2 separate regions of the Homo sapiens genome follow, and region 2 is linked to region 1. The links are chromatin contacts, found by Hi-C in ENCODE. All regions are on one chromosome and are shown on one strand. Each heading gives the region's core, a stretch centred on a gene start or an enhancer-like site at or near the end of the contact. The rest is flanking DNA. Distances are from core to core; before and after follow the strand shown.

The links. Hi-C counts contacts between places; a loop is a spot of excess contacts on that map. Pooled maps may share reads with other maps.
Region 2: a pooled map of heart right ventricle shows a loop between it and region 1 (2.3-fold over the local background). The contact joins two enhancer-like sites. A Hi-C loop is called at or near these places in 4 of 50 pooled maps.

Annotation. Positions count from the first base shown.
Region 1 is chr14:68,884,026-68,891,248 of GRCh38, reverse strand. It overlaps ACTN1 (actinin alpha 1), which reads left to right. Exons shown (of 22, transcript NM_001130004.2): 11 at 963-1,110; 12 at 5,674-5,824; 13 at 6,366-6,474; 14 at 6,941-7,081. It also overlaps the pseudogene HMGN1P3. Among named protein-coding and RNA genes, the nearest start is that of ACTN1, 92 kb to the left of the region's middle. RefSeq lists an enhancer at 235-735. Within about 2 kb of position 3,073, at least 8 of the 41 ENCODE cell types and tissues checked have a DNase peak (open chromatin) inside an H3K27ac peak, as active enhancers do.
Region 2 is chr14:69,462,996-69,470,218 of GRCh38, reverse strand. It overlaps a transcript of PLEKHD1 not described here. Among named protein-coding and RNA genes, the nearest start is that of PLEKHD1, 18 kb to the left of the region's middle. Within about 2 kb of position 5,283, at least 2 of the 41 ENCODE cell types and tissues checked have a DNase peak (open chromatin) inside an H3K27ac peak, as active enhancers do.

The DNA.
Region 1 (7,223 bases), core at 1,824-4,323:
AGAAAATGTAAGAAATTTGCCATGACGCAGCTTTTTGTCCTTAAGTGAAAAGTAACAGGAGTGTCATGGGCACATGACAGGTCTAGAAGGGGAGGGTGAAAGGCAGACAGCATCGTGGGGAGACGGCAGCCCAGGGGGTCATGGAGGGAGAATACATTGCAAGTGGGTATGCAGTTTGGAAAATTGCAGTCATTTCGGGGCTCCAAGGCTGAATCAGTAGCTTTTAGGTGGCCAGAGCCACTGCTAGCCTAAGGGTGCTCTATGAGAATTAGACAAAGTACCCTTTCTGGGGGACAGATGTAGCTTGGCCTGGGGACATGTGGGGAGGGTGGCTTGCAGGGTGCAGCCCCAGTGACTGTCCAGCTGGGCACTGTTGCACAAACTGGAGGCATGGCCCTGTCTGAAGGGGCGTGTGGGTTTGCACTCAGCATCTGTCCTCCCAGAATTCTGGCCGGCTCACCCAGGCCGGGGTCTCTGTAGGCTCCAGGTTATTGCCCAGAGGCCTGAGTCCATGAATGGATCCAGGACAGTGGGGAGGCTGGGCAGCTCCAGTGCCTGCTTGCCTCATTGCACATTGTTGGTCTGTTTACCTCGGGGGCCCTTTGCCTTAGCACATGTGTGACCTCTGTGATCGGTTAGAGTCCTGCGGGAAACCAGTCCTAGTCAGGGAGAGTCTGGGGCCCTTTCCCCACAGGGCTCTGTTCTCAAAGTCCCATAGCTGGGTGACCAATGTAGATGCAGGTCCCATGCCTTGCCCAGGAGGCCTGGCTCCTGGGAGCCCAGAAAATACCAGTGGGAGATGGGAGGTATGGTGGGGCAGCCTGGCTAGGGTGGATATGGGGCAGAGATAGGGAAGAGGCTCTTCCTGGAAGGCATGGGGCACCTTCAGGGGTCTAGGGGGCTAGGGGACCTGAAGCCTAGGCCCAAGCCAGACCCTGACCCTGTACCTCCCATCCCCACAGGACATCAACAATGCCTGGGGCTGCCTGGAGCAGGTGGAGAAGGGCTATGAGGAGTGGTTGCTGAATGAGATCCGGAGGCTGGAGCGACTGGACCACCTGGCAGAGAAGTTCCGGCAGAAGGCCTCCATCCACGAGGCCTGGACTGACGGTGAGGCCAGCCCAGCCTCCTGCCTCCCCCCAGGGCTTCACTTCCCTACTCTTCAGCCCAGCCAGCAGCCACTATGCTATTCTTTGCTTTTCATTTGTTTCATTTGGTCTCTTACTAGTTCCATGGCTTTAGGCAAGTTCATTAGCCTTCTGGTCGCCTCAGCTTCCTCATCTGTAAAGTGGGAATAATAATAGTACCAACCTCACAGGCTTGTAAGAATTGAATCAGTTAATACATAACGAAGTTCTGAGGAGAGTTCCTGCATAGTGCAGTGCTGTGTGAGTGTTCACTTTGCAGTCAAATCCTCTACCCCGAGTGTTCACTTTGTTTTTTAGTTTTATGGGGGTTTTTTTTTGAGATGGAATTGTGTTCTTGTTGCCAGGATCGAATGCAATGGTGAAATCTCAGCTCACTGCAACCTCCACTTCGTGGGTTCAAGTGATTCTCCTGCCCTAGCCTCCCTAGTAGCTGGGACTACAGGTGCCTGCCACCATTCCCAGCTGATTTTTGTATTTTTAGTTTCACCATGTTGGTCGGGCTGGTTTTGAACTCCTGATCTCAGGTGATCCATCTGCTTCTGCCTCCTGAAGTGTTGGGATTACAGGCGTGAGCCACTGTGCCCAGCCGTATAATGTCATCTTAAGGAATTATGTCTGCAAAGAGCCTGTTTCCAAATAAGGTTCTATCTTGAGGTTCTGGGTTGACATGAGTTTTATGGGGGACCCCATTCAACCTAATTCAGTCTCCTCATGGGTTGTTGTGAGGCTTAAATATTATAGTACATTGCATGCTTGTGGTTTTCATCTCTTCAGCTCTTTTTCCTCTATTTCCTGGCCTCCAATTACAGTGAACCAGCCTTTGCCTTAGCACATGTGTGTCCCTGTTGCTCCAACCTTGAGGCTCTTGGGGGCGTGTCTGGTGTCTGCTTATTGGCAGCTAAGGTGAACTCTGAAGAGAGAGGATCATACCTAGGATAGTATTTTCCCCAGAACCTGGACCAGGGCTGGAGGTGGGGAACAGGCTGCCTATCTGCTGGGGCCCCTCCGGCCATTTCAGCTGGAGCGTGGGACAGACCTATTGGCCGGCGGAGCTCAATGCCCTAAGACTCCCCCAGTCAGCCCTGTTTTGTACTCCTCAGATCTTAGGTTGGAGATGAGAAGGAAGAACCATACCCCAAGGCCATTTGGGAGTGGCTTGGCTTGGTGTAGGGCAGCGGTCCCCAGCCTTGTTGGTACCGGGGACCAGTTTCGTGGAAGACAGTTTTTCCATGCAGTGGGGAGGAGGCAGATGCTTTCAGGATGACTGTTCTACTTCAGATCATCAGGCATTAGATTCTCATAAGGAGCACACAACCTAGATCCCTCGCATGCGCAGTTCACAATAGGATTTGAGCTCCTGTGAGAATCCAGTGCCGCCCCTGACACAACAGGAGGCGGAGCTCAGGTGGTAATGCTCTCCCACCTGCTGGCTCACCTCCTGCTATTTAGCCCAGTTCCTAACAGGCCACGGACCAGTACCAGTCTATGGCCCAGGGGGTGGGGACCCCTGGTGTAGGGGATGGGAGTGTGCTTGACTGGCTAAGGGGGGTTGGCTCTAGTTCCCCTTTGTAAGTACAAATGCTGGGCTTTGCACACAATGGTAAGAGGTTGCTGCCCCCACATCCACTGTGCGTGTATGGAGTTATTTATCCAGACGTGACGGGCAGAGTGGAGGAGGCACAGTGGGGATTGCACTGATTCATCACATGCTTCTGTCGGGTCCAGCTCACAGCCAAGGTACAAAGCAAAGATTGACCTCGTTGCCTTGCCAGCCACCAGCAGGGGCATGAGAAGTGCTGGCATGCTGGCACAGCCTCTGGGGAAAGCAGTTTGGCCACATGTATTCAGTTCTACCAATTTTACTACACTCTGACCTGGGAATTCCATTTCTTGAGACTGTCTAAAGAATCTATCCTGGGCGTGAGGAGTGGCAGCGGCCAGGCAGCACAGTTTCGCAAAGGCTGTCAGCATGCCGCGGCCCGCAGACACCTGGCACGCGCCCTCCCTGCCGCCAGGATGCCCAAGGGGAAGGTCAGCTCTGCTGAAGGAGCCGCCAAGGAAAAGCCCAAGAGGAGATCGGCGCGGTTGTCAGTTAAACCTCCTGCAAAAGTGGAAGCGAAGCCGAAAAACGCAGCAGTGAAGGATAAATCTTCAGACAAAAAAGTGCAAACAAAAGGGAAAAAGGGAGCAAAGGGAAAACAGGCCGAAGTGGCTAACTAAGAAACTAAAGATTTACCTGCAGAAAACGGGGAAATGAAAAGTGAGGAGAGTCCAGCCTCTGATGAAGCAGGAGAGAAAGAAGCCGAGTCTGATTAATACCATATACCATGTCTTATCAGTGGTCCCTGTCTCCCTTCTTGTACAATCCAGAGGAATATTTTTTATCAACTATTTTGTAAATGCAAGCTTTTTAGTAGCTCTAGAAACATTTTTAAGAAGGAGGGTATCCCACCTCATCCCATTTTTTAAGTGTAAATGCTTTTTTTTAAGAGGTGAAATCATTTGCTGATTGTTTATTTTTTGGTACAACCAGAAAATAGTGTGGGATATTGAATTATGGGAGGCTTTGACTGTCTCGGGTGTCAGCTTAACATTCCATAGATGGGGGGGTTAGTTTTTATATCCTATAATACAAAGCATATTAAATGGCAATATGGAGTCAGTCCTGCATTTAATATCTTGAACATTTTAAATTACTTCTGTTGCCATGTTGTTTTTTTAGTAGAATTGTTTCCTAAAGAAAACCACTCTTTGATCATGGCTCTCCCTGTCAGAATTGTGCACTCTGTAACATCTTTGGTTGTGGTAGTCCTGTTTTCCTAATAACTTTGTCACTGTGCTGTGAAAGATTACAAATTTGAATATGTAGTGTACGTGCTATTCAGTTGTGAACTGGTGGGCCGTATGTGACAGCTGACCAACATGTGAAAATACTGGTACTTGATAGCCTCTTAAGGAAAATTTGCTTCCCGATTTTAAGCTGGAAAGTCACTGGAATAACTTTAAAAAAGAATTACACTACATGGCTTTTTAGAATTTCATTACGTATGTTAAGAATTGTGTACAAATTGAAACGTCTGTACTGATCTTCAACCAATAAAATCTCAATTATTAAAATACAAAAAAAAAAATCCATCCTGAACATGGAGACATCCACACTAGGGCAAGCTGAGGGCCCAGCAACTCACAGTAGGGCAGTGAAGGGTTAGGGGAGTGGACGTGCAGCCTTTCTGCAGACGTCTACATGAGAAGACTATGGAGCCAGGGCAGAAATTCCAATAATGTGCCGCCAATTTTTTTTTTTTTTTGAAACGGAGTCTCGCTCTGTCACCAGGCTGGAGTGCAGTGGCATGATCTTGGCTCACTGCAACCTCTGACTCCCTGGTTCAAGCGATTCTCCTGCCTCAGCCTCCCAAGTAGCTGGGATTACAGGCATGCGCCACCACGCCCAGCTAATTTTTGTATTTTTAGTAGACATGGGGTTTCACCATGTTGGCCAGGATGGTCTCGATCTCCTGATGACCTCGTGATCTGCCCGCCTCGGCCTCCCAAAGTGCTGGGATTACAGGCGTGAGCCACCGTGCCCGGCCCATGTGCTGCTAAATATTTTAAAAGCAGGAAACATAATTTATATATGCCCAAAGAATATCCACATAAGGAAAGACTGAATAGGAGTGGATAAGTAGGCTTACCTGTAATTTTTTTCCTAAGCTTTATATATTACCATTCTGTTTTAAAGAAGAAAGAGTAGGGGGAAGGAAAGAAATGCCACCTGGGGACACAACCTTGGCTCCCAGCCCAGCCTTATTTATTGAGATGGGCCGAGCATACCAGCAGCAGAGGGTTGGGTATGTGAGTGAGGGAGGCTGGGCCAGCCCCCATCCTGTGCCTGTCAACTTCACAAGGCAGCTGGTGAGCGTCGTCTAACAATGGCCCTGGGAGGTCATTTCTTGTTCCTGCTTTCCTCCTGTGGAAACAAATTTAAGAAACGCAAGACCTGCTTGTGCCCTGTAGATAGAGGGCAGTGTGTCTGAGGGTCAGAGAAGGCGCTAGCCACTGTCGGGTTCTGTGCAGAGTGCACTGGACACACTGACCGAGGGAAGGGGCCCCTGCAGGGCTGCCGGCAGCCAGTGACGGTAACTGGGGACATTCTAAAGGCAGGGTACTCCTGAGGTGCTTGGGTTGTTTTTTTCCTGGTTATACCAGAGGGTGTGGATGGCTGTGTTTCCCGCTGTGTGTATAGCGTCATGCCCTATGCATTCCCACAGACTCCTGCATAGCCTTCCTGCGTAGACACTTTCATGGCCTTGGAAGTGCTCTGAGGAGAGTGCTTTTCCCCGTTGCGCCGGTTGGTGGATGTTCTAGTTGCACATCTGCTTTTGCACCCTGCAGATCCCTGCACAATGGGCACCTCCTTGAGAAGCACCCCCAGAAGTGGAGCTCCTGGGGCCCTGAGGGGTGGGCGGTTGGGACCAAGGAGATGCTTCTCACTCCAGCTCAGCCATGTGGCCCTCTCTCAACCCAGGCAAAGAGGCCATGCTGCGACAGAAGGACTATGAGACCGCCACCCTCTCGGAGATCAAGGCCCTGCTCAAGAAGCATGAGGCCTTCGAGAGTGACCTGGCTGCCCACCAGGACCGTGTGGAGCAGATTGCCGCCATCGCACAGGAGCTCAAGTAGGTGGCCCCAGACACCCCTACCCTGTGGTGAGGGGCTGAGGCTGGGCTTTCTCAGCTGCTGGGGGAGGTGGGGGTGTGGCCGTGGAAGATGGGGAGGGTGGGTACAGGTGGGTGCCCAGGTGGGGAGGGAGTCAACGCAGGAGACAAATATCTCTCCTGGTGGGGAAGGAGCCCGGGACCACTGCCATCCTGTTAAAGGCCACCAGTTCTCGCCTGTAGCTAGTACAGGAGCAGAGGGTGACCAAGACTTGGTTCTGAGCTTTCTCGTTGGGCCTCGAGGGCTCCCTGCCATTGGCCATTGAGGTGAAGGCTGGTGTCACCTCCAGCCATGACTGGGAAAGGGGTCTTCTTTGGTCTCCTCTCTGCCAGTCTCCTGAAAGAGGGGAGGGGTGGAAGGAGTGCCTGGAAGGTCTCTTGAAGGGAGCGCCCCTGGCTCTTCCCAGCACCACCAGCCACCCCACTGACAGCCTCAGAGAGAGGGAGATGGGCCATGAAATTAACCTGGGTCCCCTGACTTCCTTGTCTCTTCCCTCCCCAGTGAGCTGGACTATTATGACTCACCCAGTGTCAACGCCCGTTGCCAAAAGATCTGTGACCAGTGGGACAATCTGGGGGCCCTAACTCAGAAGCGAAGGGAAGCTCTGGAGGTGAGAGGTCCCAGAGGGAGATCTAGGCCCATATCCGGCAGCCCTGTGGTGCCCCTTCCTGCTTCTTGACTCTCTTTGCTTTGGGCTAAAAGACTCTATGGCTTCCCCAGACCTCCCCCAACCCTGGCCTAAATGTGGAAGATTCACTTTGGCACAGGATTTGGACTTTGCCCTCATGGCGATGCCTCCTCTCTTGCCCTCACATGTCTCATCCTCCCAGTTTAGTGTGCTTTACAGCCCAACCCCAGCCATTTGAGAACCCTCCTATTCTACACACCAGACTCTGGGACCCAGGCCAGGTGACTGTGATGTGAGATGGTTCATACAGCTGGCAGGAAGAGCTTGTTCTTTCTGCCTGATTGAGTCAGTGCTTCTAGACCTGGGGCTCACCAGGAGGATCTTGATAGGAGTGGGGGATGATTCTGGACATCACTGTACTAACCCTTACCCTATTTGGCACTCCCAGCGGACCGAGAAACTGCTGGAGACCATTGACCAGCTGTACTTGGAGTATGCCAAGCGGGCTGCACCCTTCAACAACTGGATGGAGGGGGCCATGGAGGACCTGCAGGACACCTTCATTGTGCACACCATTGAGGAGATCCAGGTGAGCCCCACCTCCACTCCCCGGAGGCTGGCTCCCCTGGGGCCCCTGGCCCATGCTCTGTGGGTCACTTTTGCAGGACTGCCCCCTGAGGAAGAGCATCCTAAGGATTTTATAGACCCAGAACCTTTGCATTTGACTTATT
Region 2 (7,223 bases), core at 4,034-6,533, 580 kb before region 1:
AGTGCTGAGATTACAGGCATGAGCCACTGTGCCCGGCCATTTACTAGTTTCTTAAAGCCTGTCTTAGTTTTCTTTGTTCATAAAAAAAAGAATGTTAGTGCTGGGCTTGCAGCCTGGTGCTGAGGATCAAATGAAAAACTGTAATTAAAGCAAACCTCAGACCTTAGTTACTGATTACTGATATTAAGAGACAACTTGGCAGGGCACGGTGGCTCACGCCTGTAATCCCAGCACTTTGGGAGGCCTAGGTGGGTGGATCACCTGAGGTCAGGAGTTCGAGATCAGCCTGGCCAACAAGATGAAACCCCGTCTCTACTAAAAATACAAAAATTAGCCAGGCATGGAGGTGGGTGCCTGTAATCCCAGCTACTAGTGGAGGCTGAGGCAGAAGGATGCCTGAACCTGGGAGGCGGAGGTTGCAGTGAGCCGAGATCATGCCACTGCGCTCCAGCCTGTGCAACAGAGTGAGACTCCGTCTCAAAAAAAAAACTAAAAAGAGACAACTTAAGTCTGGGAGTAGTGGTTCACACCAGTCGTCTCCGTGCTTTGGGAGGGTGAGGCGGGAGAATTGCTTGAGGCCAATAATTCTATGTTGCCTAGGCAACAGAGTGAGACCCCCATCTACACAAAAAAATTAAAAAATTATCCAGGCATGCTGGCGTGCACCTGTGGTCCCAGCTACTCAGAAGTCTCAGGCAGGAGGATCACTGGAGCCCAAGAGTTCTAGGCTGCAGTGAGCTATGATCTTGCCACTTCACTCCAGCCTGGGCGATAGAGCGAGAGAGACCCTGTCTCTTAAAAAAAAAAAAGAGAAACAACTTAAGAAAGAATGGTTGAATTTTAAGCTTGTGAGCCTATAGTTCAAGGAGACAGTTGTAAATGTATCCAACCTGACCTTATTCATAGTCAGGACAGTGTTGTGAGTTCAAGAACAGAGAGTAGCTGCCAAAAATAATGATCTTTTCTGTGTTCTCTGATCCTGGGAAGGGGTGAGTGGCTCTAGTTTCCCTCTAACATCCTCCTCTCTCTCTCTCTCTCTGTGTACATGTGTGAGTGTTTGCTTATGCAAGAAAGGAAGGAAGAGGACCGAGCTGGTGCAAAGCCAGCTTCTCTCAGGGTATCTTTCTTCCATACCATCTCTACTTCCTCAGAATCCTTGATCTGCCAAAGAGAAATCCGGAAAATGATGAAATGGCCATTTCACTTCTATGTGTTTTGAATGCAAATATGCACATTTTGAATGTAAAATAAAATTTCTCTTCCTAAGTTGAAAAATTCCATTTAACAAATGACTTTTTTAAAAACCCCTAATTCTATAGAAATAAATGGTGATTGTCGGGTGGGGCACAATGGCTCATGCCTGTAATCCCAGCACTTTGGGAAGCCATGGCAGGAGGATGGCTTGAGATCAGGAGTTTGAGACCAACCTGGTCAACATAGTGAGACTCCATCTCTACAAAAAATTAAAAACTTAGCCAGGCATGGTGGCATGCACCTGTAGTCCTGGCTGCTCAGGAGGATGAGGTGGGAGGATCGCTGGAGCTCAGGAGTTTGAGGCTGCAGTGAGCTATGGGCTTATGATTGCACCACTGCCCCTCCAGCATGGGTGACAAAGCAAGACCCAGAAAGAAAAGAAAGAAAGAAAGAAGGAAGGAAAGAAAGAAAGAAAGAAAGGAAGGAAGGAAATATATGGTGATTGTCGACAAATGTGAAAGCACTTATAATAAAAAGAATAAATCAAACATTACTCACAATTCCACAATCCAGAGATAATTACAGTTGAAATTTGAGGGTATAATTTTCTGAACTAGTTGTATTCATTTATCTCTGCCCTTCTTTTTCACTATCCTTATATTACAATTTTCGAAAGGAGTATCTGCCACATGCAGTCTGGTAAACTGCTTTTCATACCTGAAATTAATCATGAACATATTTGTAATTACATTTTTGATCTCATAGTATTCCATTGTATTGCTTTTCCATAATTTAACTAATCTGTTATTGTTTAACTCACGGCTCTGAACACTGGATAAAAACATGGTCCTATCCATGAACTATCTCCCTTGTCTTAACTAACTCCACAAGTCCTCCCAAAACATGTGAATGCCTGACCTCTTCATGAATAACTGTGTTTATTTCTTGGCCTACTGACATTCAAGAATGTGGCCTTTATTTCTCGAAGGAGTGGGGTTGATCGAAACCAGCACAGAAGGCTGTGTATCAAGATGAGGTATTGGAGAACTACAGGAATTTGGCTCACTGGATAGACATCGTTCCACCATGGTTGAAGATGTAACTCCTGTTCAGAAATGATTTATTAGTGGTGAAATTCCAAGGAGCTTCTGAGGTGCCTCCTGTTCACAAATAGTTGAGATTTGAGGGTTGATAATAAGCAGCTCTACTGACCCTCACCTGAAACTCCATCTCCCCCAAATCCCCACCTTTTTTTTTGAGACAGAGTCTGGCTCTATCACCCAGGCTGGAGTGCAGTGGCACAATCTCAGCTCAGTGCAAACTCTGCCTCCTGGGCTGAAGCCATCTTCCCAACTCAGCCTCCTGAGTAGCTGGGACTACAGGCACGTGCCACCATGCCTGGCTTTATTTATTTATTCATAGAGACAGGGTCTCGCTATTTGCCCAGGCAGGTCTCCACCTCCTAGCCTCAAGTGGTCTTCTTGCCTCAGCCTCCCAAAATGCTGGGATTACAGGCATGAGCCACCACACGGGGCCTTATCTTCCCCTTTCACCAGATTGACTATCCCACCTACATTTCTGGCTATTCAGTGATTGCTCTTAATGACTAAGGGACAGGGTCTGAACCCTTAAACCAAGTCTCTTATTTCCTCCTGGAGGAGTTTGTATTTCTCTCATTTATGAGTAATATGTTGGTATATAAGAAACAGCCCTGGATGATAGGAAGTGAAGTGATATTTTGGTGCTGGGGGATAGAATCATGTTAGGAGGAGGCTTTGCATGGGACATTCTGCTTTCCCTGAGGAGTGACTGCCTTGCTCTCAAAGAGGGTAATTAACAATGTCCAGGGGCCAGAAAGTTAGAGGAGAATGACAACCTAGAAAAGACCTTTTGAGTTGGAAACAGGAATCTTAAGTTTCAGTAGAGTGAGATGAACTCAGTTTAATGAGGGCTAAAGTAGAAAGATTTCCTTCTCTGAGATATGAAAAAATTTTATTAATAAACAATATGGGACATGGCAGCATGGCTCATGCCTGTAATCCCAACACTTTTGGAGGCCAGAGCAGAATTTCTTGAGCCAAGGGGTTCGAGACTAGCCCAGGCAACATAGCAAGACCTCATCTCTGCATACGAAAAATAAAATTAAAAAAATTAGCTGAGTGTGGTGGTGTGTGCCTGTAGTCCTAACTACAGGCTGAGGCTGAGGTGGGGGAGGGTTGCTTGAGCCCAGGAGTTGGAGGTTACAGTGAGCTGTGATCCTACCACTGCACCCCAGCCTGGGCGACCCTGTCTCTAAAAAAAAAAAAGAAAAAAATTACAAAGCGGCATAATCACAAATATGTGCCATTTAGTAACAAGAAATAAGTTACTCATAACTGAAAGTCCTTGTCACTCAATTTATGTATTTTTACTAGACTATATTAACACAGGTAAATATTTCTAACTATAAACAAAATTTTGTTCCAGCTTTCAGTCACATAAGATTACATCATCCCATTTTTTCCTCTGCTGGCATAATCTCAATGAGATATATTATTGTATATTTAGGCTAATTCCAATTTTATGCTATTAAAAATACATTTCCCATAAACATTTCTAGGCGAATATATATTTTTGTAATTGCTTATAATAAATTCCAAAGGTGGAAGGCCTGGGATAAAAAGCATAAATATATTCAAACTCTTGGTATGCTCTTTAGAAATGTAGTATCACTTTACACTGGCTTCCATTTTATCCATTTTTTTCTTTTAACATTTCACTATTTTGTCCAGCTACCATTTACTGCATATATGGTATAAACCTAGCATTTAATCTGATTGCTTTTCTTAAAATTTCCCAACAATTACCATTGTGTTTTTCTATGCTGTGGCTTTTTCTTTTTTCCTTAAGTCATCTTTAGCCATATTTTAGATTCTTAAATATTCTGCTTCTTACTGCTGGGCTCTTTCATTCCACTATCTCTGTGTCAGTGCTTGCATTGAGACTTTGTCAGTTTAATTAGGCCCTCCATGTGTCTTCCTTATTTTTTTTTTTTTTTTTTTTTTTTTTTTTGAGACAGAGTCTCGCTCTGTCGCCCAGGCTGGAGTGCAGTAGCGTGATCTTGGCTCACTGCAAGCTCCGCCTCCCGGGTTCACAGCATTCTCCTGCCTCAGCCTCCCAAGTAGCTGGGACTACAGGCGCCCGCCACCACGCCCGGCTAATTTTTTGTATTTTTAGTAGAGACGGGGTTTCACCGTGTTAGCCAGGATGGTCTTGATCTCCTGACCTCGTGATCCACCCACCTCGGCCTCCCAAAGCGCTGGGATTCCAGGTGTGAGCCACTGCTCCCAGCCCTTCCTTTTCAACTATTCTTTCCTCACTCCATTCCAGCTGCACTTGTCTTTTTGCTTCTTCTTGAACAAGCCAAGTAAGCTCTAATGTTAGGACCTGTGCTCTAGCTATTTGCTGTGCCTGGGATATTCTCCTCCCAGGTATCTGCTTGGCTCAGGTACTCACTTCTTTCAAGTCTTGGTTCAGGTTTCACTTTTTTTTTTTTTTTTTTTTCCAGACAGAGTCTTGTTCTGTTGCCCAGGCTAGAGTGCAGTGGTGCGATCTCAGCTCACTGCAACCTCTGCCTCCTGGGCTCAAGCAATTCTCATGCCTCAGCCACCCGAGTAGCTGGGATTACAGGTATGCACCACCACGCCTGGCTAATTTTTGTATTTTTAGTAGAGACAGAGTTTTGCCATGTTGGCCAAGCTGGTCTTGAACTCCTGGCCTCAAGTGATCCCAAAGTACTGGGATTACAGGCGTGAGCCACCACGCCTGGCCAGGTTTCACCTTTAAGTGTCCAGCTCTGACCATCTGTGTAGTAAAGAATTAGGCGGCCTTTGTCTTTGGTTTCTGGGAAGTAACCTCTAATTCTCTGGAATTTCCTGAGTGATAGGAGTATTCATTATTCACGGTGGACTCCTGGGATCCCACTTGATAGTTTCTGCTAACACAGTGACTCACGGAAGACCCCTGGATAGTTTATGTTTGCAAGATGACTCAGGCTGGGAGCTGGCCACCCGGAAAAGCCAACCATGTAGTTAGAGTTGGGGCTTTGAGTCATGTGATACCAGTCCAACCTCCAGGAAGGAAAAGGGGGCTAGAGATTGAGTTCAACCACATAGCCAATGATTCAATCATACCTAAATAACGAAGCCTCAATAAAAACTCCGGATACCAAAACTCAGGAGAACGTCCCTGGTCAGAGTATTTTCATGCTTCAATGCTGGGAGGGCAATGTGTCCCTGAGAATGAGGGAAGCTTCACATTTGGGACTCTCTCAGACTTTGCCCCAGGCACCTCTTCTTCTGTTTCTGGTCTGTCCTTTTTGCTATAATAGAACTGCAATCATAACATAGTTTTTTCTGGAGTTCTGTGAGTTGTTTTAGCAAATTACTGACCAGAGAGTGGCTGTGGGAAACTCCAAATTTGCAGCCAGCTAGTCAGAAGAAAGGATGACCTGGTAATTCCTGAACTTGCTGCTGGTGTCTGGAGAGCAGTTTTGTGGAGGAATGTGCCCTTAATGTTGAGTTCCCATTTTTTAAGTGTACAATTCAATAGCTTTTGGTAGGTTCACAGAATTGTGCAGCTGTCATCCCCAACATGTTTTTTGAACTTTCAAATTTCTGATCTGGTTCAATCAAAAAGGAACCTCCAATCCAGGTTAATCACTGGAATTGATTATTTCATCTCTTCAGACTCTCTTAATTTAGAACAGAATTCTTCCTTTTTTTTAAGTGAATTTTTTGAGACAGAGTCTTGCTCTGTTGCCCAGGCTGGAGTGAAATGGCGTGATCACAGTTCACTGCAGCCTTGACCTCCTGGGGTCAAGCAATCCTCCCACCTCAGCTTCCCAAGTAGCTGGGACCACAGGTGCATGTCACTATATCCAGCTTTTTTTTTTTTTTTTTTTTTTGAGACAGAGTCTCGCTCTGTCACCCAGGCTGGAGTGCAGCGGCGTGATCTCGGTTCACTGCAAACTCTGCCTCCCGGGTTCGCGACATTCTCCTGCCTCAGTCTCCCGAGCAGCTGGGACTACAGGCGCCCGCCACCACGCCCAGCTAATTTTTTGTATTTTTAGTAGAGACGGGGTTTCACCATATTAGCCAGGATGGTCTCAATCTCCTGACCTCGCGACCCACCCACCTCGGCCTCCCAAAGTGCTGGGATTACAGGCGTGAGCCACCGTGCCTGGCCCCAGCTAATTTTTTTTTTTTAATTTTTTGTAGAGATGGGGGTCTCACTGTGTTGCCCAAGCTGGTCTCAAACTCCTGGGCTCAAGCAATCCTCCCACCTCAGCCACTCAAAGTGGCTGAGATTACAGACATGAACCATCACACCTGGTGACACTGACTTTTAAAGACTTTTTATTGAGCTATGACATAAGGTAAAAAGCACAAATCATGTGTACTGCTTTTTCACCTGCTATAACCCTGTAACCAGCACCTAGATTAAAAAACAGATCAGGCCGGGCGTGGTGGCTCTCGCCTGTAATCCCAGCACTTTGGGAGGCTGAGGAGGGCGGATCATGAGGTCAGGAGATCAAGATCATCCTGGCTAACACAATGAAACCCCGTCTCTACTAAAAATACAAAAAATTAGCTGGGCGTGGTGGTGGGCACCTGTAGTCCCAGCTACTCGGGAGGCTGAGGCAGAAGAATGGCGTGAACCTGGGAGGTGGAGCTTGCAGTGAGCTGAGATCACACCACTGCACTCCAGCCTGGGCTACAGAGCAAGACTCTGTCTCAAAAAACAAACAAACAAAAAACAGATCATGTGAGCAGGAAAAAATAAAATAAAAATGACACCAAACAGAAAAGGATTGGTGGCTATTTTGGCTAAGCCCAGGTGTGTGTGTGTTTTGATCTCAGGGAAGCCTCCCGAGTAGCTGGGATTTACAGGTACCCCCCTACCACACCTGGCTAATTTTTCTATTTTGAGTAGAGACGGGGTTTCACCATGTTGGCCAGGGTGGTCTCGAACTCCTGACCTCAGGTGAT